Regions from separate parts of the Homo sapiens genome. Here region 1 is linked to region 2. A link is a loop called in an ENCODE intact Hi-C map of the cell type or tissue named here. Cell type or tissue: heart right ventricle. All regions are shown on one strand. Links, peaks and the distances in the headings refer to the core of each region. The heading gives the core; the rest is flanking DNA.

What was found. A loop is a pair of places that touch in the nucleus more often than their neighbours do. Peaks named below come from ENCODE experiments on the same cell type or tissue, not always from the same donor. Only the 100,000 strongest peaks of a DNase experiment are listed, where the experiment ranks them.
Region 1: it touches region 2 in a loop (5-fold over the local background); 30 of 110 quality-filtered maps call a loop at or near these places.

Annotation. Positions count from the first base shown.
Region 1 is chr12:28,871,392-28,874,317 of GRCh38, forward strand. No RefSeq gene overlaps it. Among named protein-coding and RNA genes, the nearest start is that of FAR2, 280 kb to the right of the region's middle. In heart right ventricle, for the core only: a CTCF peak has its summit at 1,493 (motif pointing left); a DNase peak (open chromatin) is centred at 1,479.
Region 2 is chr12:27,731,951-27,734,876 of GRCh38, forward strand. All of the region lies in intron 5 of MRPS35 (mitochondrial ribosomal protein S35), which reads left to right. Among named protein-coding and RNA genes, the nearest start is that of MRPS35, 23 kb to the left of the region's middle. In heart right ventricle, for the core only: CTCF peaks have their summits at 1,301 and 1,502; no DNase peak of the experiment used is centred there.

The DNA.
Region 1 (2,926 bases), core at 303-2,802, 1.1 Mb after region 2:
AGATGCAATGGTCAGACTTTCTCTCATGTGTATTCTTCTCCAGACTTGGTACAAAATTGAAAAGGAAGTTTCATGTGCAGAAAACTACCAGGAATGAAAAGTAGTGGGTTTGGATGACTTTCCCAGAGTGGTGGGAATTTGGAATTCTTATAATGCAAATCAATACTAAGTCCGTTTAGAATCAGACAAACAAAGTGATGATTATTTTACGTTTTTGGGCCCAGAGCAAATCTGCTTCCAGCTAGTCTAGTACCTATTAACATTTATAAAGTTCTTTCTAGTAAAGGACAAGTCTTTGGGGAATAGCTCATGCCTAGCTATTTCGTGCCTTTTCACACTTGGCATAAAACAGATCTACAAATCCAGGTTTTGATGTGGAAATTCTTCCTTGTTATAAGAATTCTGATTCTTGAAATCCTCCCTTTCCCACCCCACTCTCATCTCCTAAAACTACCTGGTGGTGAAAGAAGTCAGTGGGGAATCATTTCTTAAGCATTATGATTGGCCTGCAAGAAAAATCTACTCTGCTGGTTTTATGACCCAGATGGAGGCTCAGACCCTCTCTACCAGGGATGGCAATTCTCATTGACTCCAGACATGCATGCGCTGTCTATCCAGGGCATGTTGTGGGTATCTTCAGTACCTCTCTTCTCCGGGTTTCTAATAACTTTAACTGTTCAATTTCCGCTCCCTTTGCTATCCTATAAAAAATGCAACCCCTTAAAGTGAGGAAGCTGCCTCAGCCAGGAATCACTCAGCTCACACGTACCAATATGTTGCCTACGGAGTTCAATGAGAAGTATGTTTCTTACTCCTTGGATGAATAGCTAGACCTAAAAATCCTATTGGCCCCAAAATATCATGGTATCTTTTGGAATATAAACTCTTTAAGCAATCCTGATATGATTTCTTGATAGTGACCACTTCCTTGTCCAGAGGAGTGTGTATATGGCAGCAATTGTACTAGGTTCTGGGATATAAAGGTAAATGCCACATGAATTTGCCCTCAGAAACTTCACATTCCAGATGGAGAAACAGATAGGTAAACAACCACCTGCAACACAGTGTGAGCTATAGAGATGATAGATAGATATTAGATAGATAATAGAGATAGATATAGATAGGTAGATGATAGAAAGAAAGAATGGACAGGCACATTGTTTAGGGGAAGATTTGTTTCATGTAGGGGTTCCTGGGTGGTTGGTTCACAAAGGGTCATATCTGATCTGGGCTTTGAAGAGTAGGAAGGAAATAATATTCCTGGCAGAAAGAGAACAATGTGAGCAAAAGCAACTTGGGTGCGGTAAAGTAATGGTGAGTAATGTGGTAAAGTATGGTATCTTCTGCATGGCTGGAAGATACCGTATTTTAGGTGGAGTGGTTGGAAATAAACTGGAAAACTTGGACCAGTTCTCCAAGCTCCCACCTGGGCTGACTCTCTAATAGAAGGTCAACTTTTGGCAGCTCAGCAGCTACCCCTACTGGCAAGGCAGAGTTGGTATCATGAATTTTGAATAGGGTCTTGCCTGTCTTGGGAGCAGCATTTCTTCAAAACATGTACTATGCGTTAGCACTTCCAGCTCTAACCTTCATCCTCACCCCGCCATTAAGCTATTCTATGAAAAAGGGATACGAGGGCTAACGATGCATTTGTGATATAGTGCTGCTAATCAGCATAAGGCTATATTCAGCAATACAGGAAATGTCTTTGGGACCCCTGTAGAAGTAGTTGAGGCTACTCAATAGTTTTGTTTGAGGCTACTCAACTGTTTATATTTTCAATAGGTTTCAGTTCCCGAAAGATTATAGCAGTGTGGCCTCCATCAGCTTGTCTCCATCTTATTGATAAATTCATGAAGGTTTTAATACCAGTTACATGCCAGACATGACCAGAAACTTATCCCCATCAAGAGGGAGAATTTCCATCTTCGGAGCTGAAGAAGAGATGAGTGTAACACTTCTAATTTTTTTTCCAACACTCTATCAATTAGCTTTCCCCATATTTTCCAAAAGAAAACTTTACTTTTCTCCTCCACAGAAATTTTGGATTTCTAAGGTGAAGGAACTCCTCCTGATTCTTCAAGTTTAAGGGTGGCCACAAGAAATAAATATATGCAGTGTTTTCCCTGGGGCTTAAGTGAAAAATCTAAGGGATGGGATGAAAGGGACTGAGTAGGGAAACATGAGATTCTTTCAGAGCTTTCAGTCTACTGAAAAGTCCTCGTTTGACCTAAACTCTAATTTTCTAGGAAGTATGGGAGTCCCAGGTTACTTCATTTCCAAGGTACAGGAGATTTCTTTCTAGTTTTGATGATCTACTTGCCCTTCAAAATAAAAGGGGATATTTACAGGAGTCATTACTCTCTGTGACATCCTCAGGAATGATGTCCACCCTTAGCCCAAGCTCGAGAAGAATTAGAGGATGGGACAAAATAACATTCACTTGAGAACAGGTTTTTAGTTATTCCTAGTATCAGGACAAATGCCAAGCAATCTTTCTCACCATCTATGAATGATGCAGCAGGCCCGCCAAAGTCAAACTCTGGGATCCCTCAAGTCACTAAGTCATAACTCAAATCCACATGTTATGGAAGCAAAGACTACTCTTGGTGGCTGTTCTGGTCTAGTAAGACAGTTCTAGTATTGCTCTTGTGAGTAATAAAGGCCAGGTGTCAACAGCTCCAACAGCAATAGTAGAAGCTAAGAGGGGGACAGCAGGGACATAGGTGTCATCCGTTCCAAATTATAGTCTGTGTACAGAGAAAGTGCACAGCCTGGAGAGGACAAGGAGAGAAGAATTTGGCTTATTATCGAAACCAGACATTTTAGTCATAACTGCTCCCTGTTCTCTGACCTTTCTCCCTGTGGCTGGAGTTTGGATTCTAGTCCTAGCTTAAGTCCTTTTCTGTGTAAATCAAGAAAATAG
Region 2 (2,926 bases), core at 303-2,802:
AAGTTCTTAGATTGAAGCTGTTTTTAAATCACAAAGACAGTATATGTTTACTGTATAAAATTTCAAAAATCCCAATAAAAGAAAAAAAAGAATTGAAAGTTCAGCCATGCTTGTACCATTCCACAGGTTCATATTTTTAAGAACATATTAAATGTTACCTATTTTTCATAATAATGGTAACAACTACAACCAACAGTTGTTGAGCTCTGTTGTGTGTTGAAAAATCTCTGAACTGAGAGTCAGAAAACCTAGATCTTAATTTACGTTATTCACCTCAAGTTTTGTGGGCCTCCGTCTTCAGTCCTAGAATTGACATCCAATGTCCCTACTGGTTCTAAGTTTGCTTATTTTATTTCACACAAAAATAATCTCATTGCTTTATTTGAAGGATGGCACCAGATTTCATTTCTTGTATCATGCTTTTCCTCTTGTCCTCTCTGTGCCTTGTGCTAGCCTGTGATGCCTTCATTGCTCCCTTGTACCCCTTCTGCTGACTTCATGTCTGCCCTGCTAGACTCTGCACCCCACCTGCTGGCTGTTGAGGCTCAGTGGTGGTGTCCTGGATGTGCCATGTAGTTCAAGGGTAAACGTAGGTCAAACAGGTGGACTAAAGCACATGCAGTCCAGCATGATTAAAGCAATATCGTGAAGGTAGTCAACTGTTAGAAACTACTATTGGACATACTCAAATGTTTTAATGCACAGAAAAAAAAATTTTGATAGTCATAAAAGTTTAGGATTAAAAACAACTTATATATAACTTTACTTCAAAAGTGCTTTATTCTATTAATCTCATTTATTTCTGACAAAAATTCTGGAATTAAGTGTTCTTGAGGAAACTGAGTCTCAGGGAGGTAACATGATTTAAGGTAACATTAAATGGCAAATCTACAAATCAAACCAATTCTTGTCTTTTATGTAATACCAGCATTCTTTAACTAACCACATCATACTTGCATATAGAGAAAATATTTCACAAGTTTAGACATTTCCGAATTTATGTAGCTCTTTTTGTGTTAAAATGTAGTCATTTGAAGATATATATATATATATATATATATATATATATATATATATATATATATATATATCCAGCACCTCCTGTGATTTGAAATATCAGTGTTATTTTGGGGATAATGTTAACAGTATTATATCGATTCTTTGAAATGTAGCAACTGAGGGCAAAATATCTAAGTACTTTGAATTTTGATAAAAGACAGTGAATGCCACTCAGCCCAGGTTAAAGTATTAGCCCAGATTAAAGACTACAATGTTGCAGTGCCTTTGAGTGCTACCAGGTGGCGTGAGTGCACCACACAACTGTTCCTGAAATATTTATGATTTTTGGCATAAACTCCATATAGTTATTGAACATTAAAATGTTAATGTTAATGTGAGTTTTAAATTAATGTGAATGTGATCTTACATTACACGTTGCAGTAATGATCAGCTTTGCTGCCTTTTTTTGGACCACTTCTTATATAAAAAGCTAGAATACTTTAAGCTTTTGAAACTTTTAAATTTATTGTTAGACATTATTATGATTTCATTGAAGGGAGGTTTAAAAAAGGCAAAATCACAACATTCTCACTATCCTAATGTAAAAACTATTTATTTTTCTCTCCCTGTTCCCTCTTATACATGCATATGTGCATATATTTGTGTATTCATAATCATAATAAAGGTATATTTTATTTTTTGTAAAAAATTCTTCATATTGGTTTTAATCAGAGTATAAAATGGCTTATTTTATCTGTCAAGTCAGTAACCTGGTAGTTGATACATTCTCTTTCCAGAAAACTGTGGTGATTCACATTGTCTAATTGAGAGTTAATAGTCAGTATTCATATTACTTGAGTTGTTTTTAAGAGTGCATTTATATTTATCTATTTTCTCTACTTCAAATACAAAATACAAAAATTCACAGTGCTTTAAAAAACAATATATCCTCCCTTTTAAAAATTTATGTATTCATTCAGCAAATATTTGTTGCATGCATTTTAAGTGTTAAGCCATTGCCAAGAACGAGATAGCATCATTCTTACCCTCAAGGGTTTCAAATCAGTGGGGAAAAAATGGGAAAATAAATAGGCTACTATACTGTGATGTCTTGAGGGAAGTGTACAGAGTTATTGAAGCTACAGAAAACCAAATAGATTTCAAAATCCTATTTAGCTTTTTTTCTTCTTGATATAGTTACAGCTCTTTTTTATTCTTAATGCTCTCCATAGAAGATTAACCTATACTTTACCTTATTTAACTGTATTCTGGTGTGTAACCTAACCTATCTTCTTTTTTTTTTTTTTTTTGAGGCAGAGTTTTGCTCTTGTTGCCCAGGCTGGAGTGCAATGGCGCGATTTCAGCTCACCAAAACCTCCGCCTCCTGGGTTCAAGTGATTCTCTTGCCTCAGCCTCCTGAGTAGCTGGGATTACAGGTATGCGCCACCACACCTGGCTAATTTTGTATTTTTAGTAGAGATGGGTATCTCCGTGTTGGTCAGGCTGGTCTTGAACTCCTGACCTCAGGTGATCCGCCCGCCTCGGCCTCCCAAAGTAATGGCATTACAGGCATGAGCCACCGTGCCTGGCCTATCTTCTTGTATCAAATGTATTCATCTCTAGATAATACCTTTAGCCCATGCCCTTATTCTCTGCAAATTAAAAATTGTGTTCATTTGTTCTAGCACTTCCCAAAATATGTCTAAGGAAGACTACTGTTGTGAACCGTTCCTTGAAAAGTGGAATCTGACGTCAAATAAATTTGAGAATCATTGCATATTAACCCTGCATTTTGAAATTTCAAGATGCTTATTAGCATATTATCTGTTCTAAAAAATGCTACCTTAAAAAACCCAATTTACCTCGGCATTTCCTAAACATTTTCAACAGAAAGAGCCTTTTAAAAAAATTCTTCTTAGCCTGTGGG